Linked DNA regions of Homo sapiens: region 2 is linked to region 1. Evidence: read pairs that join two places in POLR2A ChIA-PET (ENCODE). Cell type or tissue: CD4-positive, alpha-beta T cell. All regions are shown on one strand. Links, peaks and the distances in the headings refer to the core of each region. The heading gives the core; the rest is flanking DNA.

Region 1 (7,755 bases), core at 2,016-6,015:
TCAGTTGTAGTTTGGAAGGTTCCTTGGTGTGGCTCATGAAATCACAGAGCTCAGAGATACCATCTTGAGAAATCCTCCTTGGTATCATGAAACTGGAGCAGAGGAATTGCAATTTAGCAGGAGGTCCTCTACTGGTGATACCCTCACCTTGGGGTAATGGTCCTAACCCAGACCCAGGGTCTGGAAGCTTAATGTTGAGTTGGTGACTCCAGCCTCTTTCTCCTGGAGGTCACAAGATGATGATTGCGTAGATGTTGCCTGGTGCAAAGTGCCCCAAACAGCAATAGAAAGGCATATGTATAACCAAACTCCAAGTGATAACCAGACCCATCTCTCCTCCACCTTGACAAAAGCAGATTATAGTATACAAGGTAGGAATTCCTGTCCTATTTGAGATGAACTATATCCTGTACCTCTGTGCTCTGTGTCTGCATGAAGGCTCAGCCTTTAGAGGCACTCCTTCTAGTTGCATTAGTACTGTCTTTCTGTGGAGTTTGGTTTGAAGACTGGCTCAGCAAGTGGAGGTTTCAATGTATTTTTCAGTTGGCTCATCAGCCAGCATTGGTGAATATTCAGTTTAGGGGAACAGTTCTAGGGAGTGAGACATTTTTGGGAGCAGAGGAAAACTCTGCTGATGTTCGGTCCTGGCAAACATTGAGTTATTTTGAGCTGTGAAGGCAGTCGTCTCTGTTACACAGTGGCAGCTCTTGAGTTATGCACTGTGAAGAATGAGAAGGGAAAAGCAAAAATTATCCTTGTGAAATATCTGCTGATTGTGCCCTACTCTTTGCACCTGACTTTTCCTAGTTGTCCTGGTGCTAACACAGGAGCTACACCTTGATCCTCTCCTGGCATGAAAATAAAACAAAGGTTTTCGTTGTTGTTGTTCCATTGCCCATTTCCCCCATGTTGTCTTTCCCTTGGCTGATGCCTCCTCTGGGTCACATTGCTTCTTATCCTGAACACTTGACACCTTGAGGGTAGAATTTAGCGTTTGGTTTTTACCTCCTAGCATATGCTGTTTGGTATGTGAGGGTTTCAGTACAAATGCTGCTGTCTATTTCTGTGCACTTAACAATGGAACCCAAACAGAAGAGAATAAAGCCTTGATACCAAAATTGGGAAAGAACATGTGTCCATTTGGACCAAACGTTGTTGGTTTTTAAAAAATTTTATTTTGTTTTTTTGTTTTTGTTTTTGTTTTTTTTCATCTTAATATGTACCAGTGGCACTTAACCAAAAGATACAGTGATATAGCCATGTACTGTGGGTGGGACAGATACAGTCTCCTTGGCCTATAATGAAACCACTAGGACTTTATACAGTTTTCCTTAATTTGTTGACATATAAATGGTAAATTATATTTAGGCTTATCCTGTTTTGAAATGATGGTAGTCATCTTTCTTACTGCTACTTTCATGTTGCTTTCTAGAAAACAGCATTTCATTCCAAAATAACTAGGATCTGCATTTAGAACAAGAATCATTATTTGTCCTGACCTTTTCAGTCCTACAGAGACGCATCTGTGGTTCTTTTGTACTTGCCATAGATGTAACCTAAAAAGTTTTGGCATATTTAGGTCAGCCTAGCGGAACTTTTTTTTTCATTTAAATGGAGCTGAATAATGGAGATTTTGTGTCTGCAAAATTCCTGAGATCATTGAAAAAGTAACAAGCTGTTCCTTGTTTCTGATACATAAAATTATTTTAAGCATTTTATCAATCATTAAAATTTACTGCCAGTTGTGAGTGGCTTTTTAATTAACTTGTCTTTCATTGCACTTCACTCTGCCTGTTTTCAAGGGGAGTAAGATTGGTAACATTTGGGGAGACTGTATCTGTCTACTTAGCGTGGCTGTTTTGAGGGACTGTCCCATCAGTGAACAAACTGCATGGCCTTGGAGAGAGACTCTGGGCTCTTGGCTCAGATGTGTTCATCAAATACTCCTTTCAGAGCTGTTGTGGGTGTAAGTGACATGATGTGGCCAAAAATCCAAACTGTGCAGTTGCGTTGTGACAAACATGCAATGTGCTGTAAAAATTCAATACAGTTTAAATAAAATCTCTATATTAGTGCTGCTTTGTTGGGTCGTTTTATTTTCATTTCTAAAAAAACTTAATATTCACTTATTCTTTGACCATGAGAAGAGTAGAACATTGTACCCCTTTCTCCCAGCAATTTCCAATTTATTTATTTTGAGATGGAGTCTCCCTCTGTTCCCCAGGCTGGAGTGCAGTGGTGCGATCTCGGCTCACTGCAACCTCCGCCTTCTGGGTTCAAGCGATTCTCCTGCCTCAGCCTCCTGAACAGTTGGGACTACAGGTATGCTACCACGCTGGCTAATTTTTGTATTTTTAGTAGAGACAGGGTTTGACCATGTTGGCCAGGCTGGTCTCGAACTCCTGGGTTCAAGCAGTCCACCCAGCTCGGCCTCCCGAAGTGTTAGGATTACAGACATGAGCCACTGCGCCCGGCCAATTTCCGTTTTCAAATGAACCTCTCTTTTTGAATCAGCACAGCTCTTGTTACATTCTTATTTATTGATTGGCTAGGGATCGATTCTTATGGATACCGTAGAATTCTGTCCCATCTTTATTTCTCTTTAATGTCTAAAATGCCACCAGCTAGTTGGGCAGGCACACAAGATAGTACTTAGATTCTTGTGATTCCCTCCTCCTAGGGACCTCAGTTTTCATCTAACCTTGAGTAAATTGTCTTGAACAAATACTGACTTAAAAGAGTGTATCTTAAAAGATACAAAGGGCTACTATCTAAAAGGTGAGTTCGTTTACTCAAGATATTATACCTCCAGTAGCATCATTTTTGTTTGAGAGGTAAGCAGTTCCACTGTTAGCAAAGATTACAGACCAGACCCTTTGGTCCCCAGAACGACCAACTCTGCTGCCTAACGCACACTTTCTCTGCATTCCAAGTCTCCACTAGTTGGCTGGGCCGAAACACACGCCTCTTGGTATTCCACGGTGGATAACTGGGCTTCTCTCTTGTCAGGACTTAGAACACCCCGGCAGACAGCCTTCCCGGCCTGAAGTCTGGGAACGCCTGGGGAAGGGGCTCCTGCCCGGGTCCCGCAGGCGTCCGGCGGGCCGAGCTGGGGCACGCGGCCGCCGAGGGGGAGGTGCCCACGCCGCGTGGCGGGAACTCGAGGCCCCATTGGCCGCGCTGGGAGGCGCCGCGGGGCCTCGTGCGCCAACGGTCCCTGGTACGCGGCGGATGGGCGCCGGCAGGAGCGGGCAGGGCGAGGCGAAGGCCGGGGAGGGATCGAGAACGGTGTGGGAGAGCTAGGCTCGGGGGGCGAGGCCCCGGCCCGGCGGGGCGATGGAGGCGCTGCTCTCCACCCCCATCAACCCCAACAACTTCCCCGCCAAGCTGTGGCGCCTGGTGAACAGCCCGCGCTACCGCTCCATCCGCTGGGACGGCCGCGGCGAGGGGCTGCTTATCGATCAGCCGCTCTTCGAGGCCGAGCTGCTCAGCCCGCCCGGGCCGGGGGGCGGTGGCGGGACTGCGGGGGCCGGGGCCGAGCCCGAGCTCTTCAAAACCACCAGCTTCACCAGCTTCATCCGCCAGCTCAACCTCTACGGCTTCCGCAAGGTGGTGCTGGGCGGGCCGGGGGGCGGCAAACCGGCAGGCAATGGGCCGCTCCATCACTTCCACAACCCGCACTTCCGCCGCGACCAGCCACAGCTGCTCGTGCACCTCAAGCGCCTCACCAGCGCCAACAAGGCCAAGCTGGCGGCCGGCCTGGAGGTGCCCTGCCGCCCGCCCAACCGCTTCCAGCGGCTGCTCATCACCTCGGCCTCCGCCGCCACCGCGCCACTGCAGCACCAGCAGCCGCCGCCGCCCGCGGGGCCCCGGCCCGAGCCGCACGGTGAGTCCGGACTGCCCGTGCCCTCGCCCACAGTGGGCACATGGGCGGCGGGGAGCAACCGCCGCTGGAGGGCGCATTTTCGCACGTCCTCACGCTATGGGCGTCGGAAAGGCGCCGGGGACCCATTGGCCGCTGTGCTTCCCGAGACTGGCGGTCCCGCCACCGCCGCCGTTCTCAGCGGCACCAGCACGGTGGCCACCGGCCCTCCCCTGGAGGGTCCGTAAGCATTCGGCCCCTTCTGAGCCCACTGGCAGCAAAAGGGACCTCCGCCTCTTAGGCTCCCTTCTACTCGTCCCCGGTTTGAACCCCAGGAGTTTACCTGGTTGTAAGCCTCCGTTTACCTTCCTGAGACCCACACTGTCCACTGTAAACATGTGGACTCAGTAGTCCTTCGTTGAAACATTGGGTCTGGAAGAAACAAAAGGGGCTCCTTTGCTCCCGTGGGAAGCAGAGTGGAGTCACCCTACGGGTTAAGGCGGGATGGAACAAAATCGTAGTCAAGAGAATTTAGAACATTACGGTTGGGCGTGGTGGCTCACGCCTGTAATCCCAGCACTTTGGGAGGCCGAGGCGGGTGCATCACGAGGTTAGGAGTTTGAGACCGGCCTAACCAACAGGGTGAAACCTCGTCTCTACTAAAAATACAAAAATTAGCCAGGCATGGTGGTGCACGCCTGTAATCCCAGCTACTTAGGAGACTGAGGCAGGAGAATCGCTTGAACCCAGGAGGCAGAGGTTGCAGTAAGCCGAGATAGTGCCACTGCACTCCAGTCTGAGCAACAGAGCGAGACTCGGTCTCAAAAAAAAAAAAAAAAAAAAAAAGAGAGAACTTAGAACATTACAATAGCAGGCAAGGGAAAGTTTTGGAAAAGGTGCCTGCAGTGGAAATTTGTCCTTGAAGAGGGCTGCCACCTTCCACCTATTGGCACATCTAAGAAATCTTAGAAGTGCTACGACAATCATCAGATTTAAGGTTCTGGTTAATGTGTAGAATGGTAGACGTTGTTTATATACCTTAAGAGCAAAAATACAACGATACATCGTGGCTTACAAGATATAGTTCCTATGTAGAATGAATTGGCTACACATTTCTTTCATTGAAGCAAATTAGAGCTTGATGCTTCCTTAAAGGGGTATGATTAGACAAACATAAGGCAAAGATGGTTTTCTTTACAGCTGTCAAGTTTTAGTTAAAAAAGAATTTTAGAAAGCTCACATTTACAGCCTTTGGAGTTTTCACTATTGGCTACAATCTTTCAGTATTGAAAAAACTTTTTGGTATACATCTGTATTTAGTAAAAGTTAAGAAACCCTCTGTGATAGTGGATTATTTATTTTTTATTATTTGTTTATTTTTTTGAGACGGAGTTTCGCTCTTGTCACCCAGGCTGGAGTGCAATGGCGCGATCTCGGCTCACCACAACCTCCGCCTCTCGGGTTCAAGCAATTCTCATTCCTTAGCCTCCTGAGTAGCTGGGAATACAGGCGCGTGCCACCATGCCCGGCTAATTTTTATATTTTTTAGTAGAGACGAGGTTTCACCAGGTTGGCCAGGCTGGTCTCGAACTCCTGACCTCAGGTGATCCGCCAGCCTTGGCCTCCCAAAGTGCTGGGATTACAGGCCTGAGCCACTGCGCCCTGCCTATTTTACTTTTTGAGATTAAGTCTCACTGTGTTGCCCAGGCTGGCGTGCAATGGCAAGATCTCCGCTCACTGCAACCTCTGCCTCCCGGGTTCAAGTGATTCTTCTGCCTCAGCCTCCAGAGTAGCTAGGATTTTACAGGTGCCTGCCACCACACCTCGCTAATTTTTGTATTGTTAGTAGAGATGGGGTTTCACCATGTTGGCCAGGCTGGTTTTGAACTCCTGACCTCAGGTGATCCGCCCATCTTGGCCTCCCAATGTGCTGGGATTACAGGTGTGAGCCACTTCACATGGCCAAATTATTTTATAGACTTGATTTTTTTTTTTTTTTTTTGAGATAGGGTTTCACTCTGTCCCCCAGGCTGGAGTGCAGTGGCAAGATCTTGGCTCACTGCAACCTCCACCTCCCGGGCTCAAGGGATCCTCCCACCTCAGCCTCCCGAGTAGCTGGGACTACAGGCGTGGCCACCACACCCAGCTAATTTTTTGTATTTTTGGTGGATACAGGGTTTCACTCTGTTGCCCAGGCTGGTCTGGAACTCCTGGGCTCAAGTGATCTGCCCACCTTGGCCTCTGGAAGTGCTGGGATTACAGGCGTGAGCCACCACTGCGCCAGGCCTGTAGACTTGATTTTTGATGCTCTTCCCCCTCTTCCAGGAAGGCAAGGGTGGCAATATTCCATTTCTCTGTTTAAAGAGTCCATGATATGAAGCAGTATACCAAGAAACCAACAGGGTGTAATCATTCATTCATTCTTCACCTTCAGCTAGGAGAGTAAATAAAAACATTTTCAGCATGTTAACATGGATTTACTATAAAGAAATCTGGGGCCGGGCGTGGTGGCTCACGCCTGTAATCCCAGCACTTTGGGAGGCCCAGGCAGGCGGATCACAAGGTCAAGAGATCGAGACCATCCTGGCCAACATGGTGAAACCCTGTCTCTATTAAAAATATAAAAATTAGCTGGGCGTGGTGGCGGGTGCCTGTAGTCCCAGCTACTCGGGAGGCTGAGGCAGGAGCATCACTTGAACCTGGGAGGTGGAGGTTGCAGTGAGCCGAGATCACACCATTGCACTCCAGCCTGGGCGACAGAGTGAGACGCTGTCTCAAAAAAAAAAAAAAAAAAAAAAAAAAATCTGGGTTATTTTTGAGTTAATGGAAAAGTTTAAATGTACAAATAAAATAACACTATGTTCAACTTAACCTTCGCCCAGGGTTATGAATGACAACAGTACTTGGTTCATTTGGAATTTAGAAGATAAGGAACTAGGTTATGTGACCACTGTGGAGTTTAGAAGATAAGGGATTAGGTTAAAGTTCCAACAGTAAGTTGAAAAAGCAGCAGTGGCATAAGAATGTCCTAAAGGAATATTAGGCCACTTCCATGTGATGGCCATTGATTTTGGTAGGGAATGATAGGGGGCAAGGCAATGGAGACAATACCATGGCATACATTTGGCAGAATCTCTGACATGGATTTTTTTTTTTTCAGGTTGCATGTCTGGTGGGTATAAGGAGAAAAGACTAGAAAATATGTTTTTGGGAGAAATGGGATAACCACTTCAAACAAAGAAACATCCATGCATACACACACACATAAAAACCAACACTTGCTCTTTTCTCTTCTCTGACCTTTTACCCTCAACTATCTTAAACTCAGTTGTATTTTAAGGATAGAGTCCATTTTAATTGAAGAAATTCAGGGCCATCTGGCATCTGATTTTATTCACTTATACTTCAGTTGGTCAGCATTTAAAGATTACTGTTTGTTGAAAAACATAAATTCATGGTTTTTCAGTATAGATTATATGTCAATCCATATATAACTAAGTTATTGTTTTCATGCCTTTCCTGTTTGGTGTTTTTTTTTTTTTTCCTTACCATTCTACCTGTTGGTATGTGCAGAAGGTATGTCAGGTGTGGACTGTCTATACCATAGGTTTGGTTCACTAGGGAATTGTGTTACTGGTTCAGGTGGAATGTAATTCTGCTTTAAGTTCAAGAATATTAGAACTTGAATAATTTAGCAAAGTTATTCAAGAATACAACTTTGTTTTGTTCTCATTCCATGTTCTAAGTCCTTGGCTCTTCTACTTTTCCTCATCTCATTTTTCTTCTTCTCGAATCTTGCCTTGGTTATGTGCCTGACTACACTGCTACTGCTTAGTCTCCATTTTTTCTATGTTCTATTTCAGTGTATGGGTTGAATACTTCTCTCTCTATAA
Region 2 (4,000 bases), core at 1-4,000, 140 kb after region 1:
AATACTTCCTACCCTCCAATTCAGACTCAGCTGACTGTTGAGAGAGCAGCACATCATTTTATCATTTTATCTTCTTTGGACTACAGGTGGGGTGGGAGGGATTTGGGTTGGTGGATTAACAGATGGAATTGAGGAGAGAGTAGGATGCTGATTTTCCTACCCGTGGCCCAGGTCTGTGCCTTCCCCATGCCAAGGACTCTAGGTCAAATGTCAATAAATATGAACCTCGAGAAAGTTCTGAAGGCCATGACACCTGCCTTGCCTCCCTCTTCCATTCTCTTAGGCACAGTAATAGCTTATTTGCCCTATAAGAACCTTCCCAGAGCAGCAGAGGCCCTTCTACTCCCTCTTGACTGTCTCAGCCTCTGGGATTGCAGCCTTTGTAGTGTGCTTCCTTGCTTCCTATCGGAGGGTGCTGATCCAGAGGCTCAGTAACCCCATCAACTTGGTGGCCCTGGTGTCTCACACTTGTATCCTTCTGCCCTCGAGACCTGGCACAGCAGTATCCCTTGAAGAAATCCTGAGGCTTTGTAGAGTGCTCCTTGACCATGTTTAATAATTCTTCCCTCCCCTGCTTGTCTATTTTCTTCTCTTCACGGCTCTTCCTATACCTTAGGCCAGTCTCAAGCACTCACTGGAGACCCTTGGGCCTTGGGCGACCATTGAGTCCTAGTCTCCCTTGTTTGTGCCCCTGTAGGAGGTAGGTCCTTTTCTCCTCCGGCCTAGTAGGGGACCTTGGGTAACATCCCATTTTTCGGCCAAGGTGAGTTGTTTTAGGATAAAAAAATTTACCACAAATTCTCATTTAAATTTCCACAGAAATCCTGTTCGTATCCCCATTTTGATTTCCCTAAGTTCCTTGTTCTCCCTCTAAAAAGAGAATGATTGCACCCTGCCTGTTTACCTCAGGATTGTTGTGATTGTAGAAACGAAGCTATGTGAAAATTATATAAGTATTATAAAGGTGAAATACTTTTGCTCTCCTTTTTGGGCCATTTTTCAATACATAGAATATGTGCACAATCAGCCAAAATAGTAGGGGAAATGCTGAGAACCACAACTGCAGGGTGAGCTGTGCTGTGCTAGGGCAGAGCTGCCTGTGCTAGGGCTTTGTGTCTCAGCCACCTGGTGTTGCTCTTGAGTTGATTTTGCTTGTTACCTGTGGCCTGGAGAGTGTGGGAAGGAGGAGAGATGCGACCTGACTCTGATTAGTTTGTCTACTCCCCTTCCTTGTCCTCACATAGGCCTATGGGAGGGAAACTGGGACTGGCCGGGCTGCTCATGTCCACTATGGTCTTCAAACCAAAACCATTTTCTCTGGTGCCTTCAAGCTCTGAGGGAATGGTCAGATAACCCCAACTCCAAACTGAGTTTCTCAAGGATTTCCCCAGCCCAGCAAACAGAAAGCTCCGTGGGTGGTGATTTCTGTTCAATTTCAACCTGAAAGCAACCCTGCCAGGCTAGAGCTTACGTCCTGGATGGAAGAAGTGCGTTTCAGCAAGTGCCCAGGCTGTGCAGCCAACACCCAACTTTCACTAGCTTCTCAAAAAGTCCCTTGGAAAGCCCCAGCTGCTGTCCTGGGTGTCTGACCCGGACGTGGCTGCTTGGTGAGAATGGAAACAGTTGTGGGGAGGGGAGGCAAGAGGAGCTTGCACAAATAACCACATTCAGGCTGCCTCAGCCCTACACTGAACTGGGCCCTAACTGACAGTCTCACAGGAAGCAAAAGACATAGCATAGGCATTGATGCTTGTGGGGGAAGGGTGGCCTGTTTTCCTTCCTGGACTCTACAGACTGTGCCAAGTGGGCTCTCCCCGGGAGCTGCTGCTGAATTAGCTTTCTTGCTTTCTCTGGTACTTGAACATGCAGGTGGTGCCACTCAGCAACCCAGACAGGCAGAAAGGTGCTGGAGTCCCATCCTCTACTGGGAACCCAAAGAAACTAAGACAAGGACTTGGTTCACAGCTCCCTGGGAGTGGGCGGTCCTGGTACTGCTGCCCTGCTTTCCATGGCTATGAGGGCAGCCATGAGAGCTATGTCCTGCCCCATTGGCCCATTGTGTCTGTCAGAGTTTCAGTCCCGTCCTGGCTGCCGAAGTTCTGAGTGCATAGCATCTTAAGATCTCTCCTTGTCTTGCTCAGTAGTTTGGCTTCTCTCCTGAAGAGCAAGCCTCCTCCCTAGCTCAACAAGGACAGATGCAAGTCAGACAGAGACTAGGAATAGTAGCCAGGCTGCCTTCCCCTTGCCTGCCCTTGCCTCATTCCCTGCTTCCTCCCTGCCACATACTGTGGAATTAGGGTCTCCCAGAACACTGAGGAGCTCAGTGGCAGTGCATTGATAATGCAGCCTCCAGCTCAAGAAAGGACTGGTAGCTGATAGAGCAAGGGTCAGGATGGTCTGGTCTTGGAGGGGAGCAGTTTCACCAGGGTTGGGAACTGAGGCTTTGCTCTTGGTGTGGCTTCTGCCTTGTTACTCCTAGTCTGTCTGCAGCCTGCTACTTGATCCTCAGGTCCCCTCCCTGACATCTGGTCTCTATGAAAGAGGCAGGTAGGTCATGTTTAAGAACAGACTAATAATAACTTTGTCTGGAAGTCTGGTTCATGTTTAGTATCAGTAAAGCCTTTCATGTAAATATTTTTACAGTTGACAAAGGTGCTGGGTGCTGTGGCTCATGCCTCTAATCCCAGCACCTTGGGGAGGTCAAAGCGGGCAGATCACTTTGAACCCAGGAGTGTAAGACCAACCTGGGCAACATGGCAAAAGCCCATCTCTACAAAAAATTAGCTAGGCATGGTGGTGTACACCTGTAGTCCCAGCTACTTGGGAGGCTGAGGTGGGAGGATCCCTTGAGTCTGGGAGTTTGAGGCTGCAGTGAGCCGTGATGGCGCCACTGCACTCCAGCCTGGGGGACAGAGTGAGACCGTGTCTCAGAAAACAACAAAACAAACCCAAATACAGTTGACAAAGGGCTTTCATATCCAGTATCTCATTTGATTCTCACAGAAACCCTGGAACTAGTTAACATCCTTATTTGGTGATGAGGAGACTGAGACTCAAAGAGTTAAAGTGTCTTGACTGGGCACGGTGGCTTATGCCTGTAATCCCAGCACTTTGGGAGGCCAAGGTGGGTGGATCATGAGATCAGGAGTTCAAGACCAGCCTGGCCAAGATGGTGAAACCCCGTCTCTACTAAAAATATAAAAAGTTAGCCAGGTGTGGTGGCGGGCGCCTGTAATCCCAGCTACATGGGAGGCTGAGGCAGGAGAAGTGCTTGAACTCGGGAGGCGGAGGTTGCAGTGAGCCAAGATCGTGCCACTGCACTCCAGCTAGGGTGACAGAGCAAGACTCTGTCTCGGGGTGGGGAAGAAAAGAGTTAAAAGTGTTTTAGCCATAATCAAGTAGTGGAGCCTCAGCTCAAGAAATATAATGTCCACACTAAGTTTAGGGCTACTAACTGTTTGTGACATAGTTGTCCACAAACACAGCAAGTTTTTTTCCCTCCATAAGTGTTCAACAGAACCAGTGTGAGGCATTAGCTTTCTTCTGAGTGAAGTTATTACAACACATTGTCCCTACACGTTGAGCCCACCAACCACTCTAATCCCACCACTCTAGTCCCTAAGTCTAAAATTAGCCAAAGAGATGGAGGCAGTGGGGCAATGGCCCAGGGAGGGGATCCTTGGGATTTACTCAAGGATTCCTGTGCAGAGCATTGGGAAACCAGTCTAGCCCTTCATGAGTTACCCCTGGCTGCATCTTCTATTCCACTCCAGCAGCTCTTACGCACCTGCTGACCTGTGTGCCCCACACCTCCCAACCTCTCTTTTTCCTCCTCACCTCCCTCAATCTGCAGACTGATGATGGCACCGTCACACCCCACTGGAACACTGAGACTTGTGCGATGAAAATACATGTATCTAACTAAGGGCAGAGTCCTGGCCCTGCTGCCTCCACCAGCCACCAACCCTGTGACTTTCCCAAGTCACCTCTAAAATGAAGT

The links. Peaks named below come from ENCODE experiments on the same cell type or tissue, not always from the same donor. Only the 100,000 strongest peaks of a DNase experiment are listed, where the experiment ranks them.
Region 2: POLR2A ChIA-PET joins it to region 1 with 10 read pairs; 8 of 35 experiments call an interaction of 5 or more read pairs at or near these places.

The regions. Positions count from the first base shown.
Region 1 is chr17:58,483,856-58,491,610 of GRCh38, reverse strand. It overlaps HSF5 (heat shock transcription factor 5), which reads left to right and starts at 3,203. Exons shown (of 6, transcript NM_001080439.3): 1 at 3,203-3,886. The coding sequence starts at 3,337. It overlaps MTMR4 (myotubularin related protein 4), which reads left to right. Exons shown (of 18, transcript NM_001378067.1): 18 at 1-2,074. RefSeq lists silencers at 3,492-3,541, 3,802-3,921. In CD4-positive, alpha-beta T cell, for the core only: CTCF peaks have their summits at 3,722 and 3,924 (motif pointing right); a DNase peak (open chromatin) is centred at 3,680; H3K4me3 peaks cover 1,144 bases.
Region 2 is chr17:58,342,161-58,346,160 of GRCh38, reverse strand. It overlaps SUPT4H1 (SPT4 homolog, DSIF elongation factor subunit), which reads left to right. Exons shown (of 5, transcript NM_003168.3): 5 at 1-983. The region is part of intron 3 of TSPOAP1-AS1 (TSPOAP1, SUPT4H1 and RNF43 antisense RNA 1); the gene reads right to left. Among named protein-coding and RNA genes, the nearest start is that of SUPT4H1, 8.0 kb to the left of the region's middle. RefSeq lists an enhancer at 1,414-1,943. In CD4-positive, alpha-beta T cell, for the core only: CTCF peaks have their summits at 946 and 1,145; DNase peaks (open chromatin) are centred at 1,130 and 1,600; H3K4me3 peaks cover 3,194 bases; H3K27ac peaks cover 4,000 bases.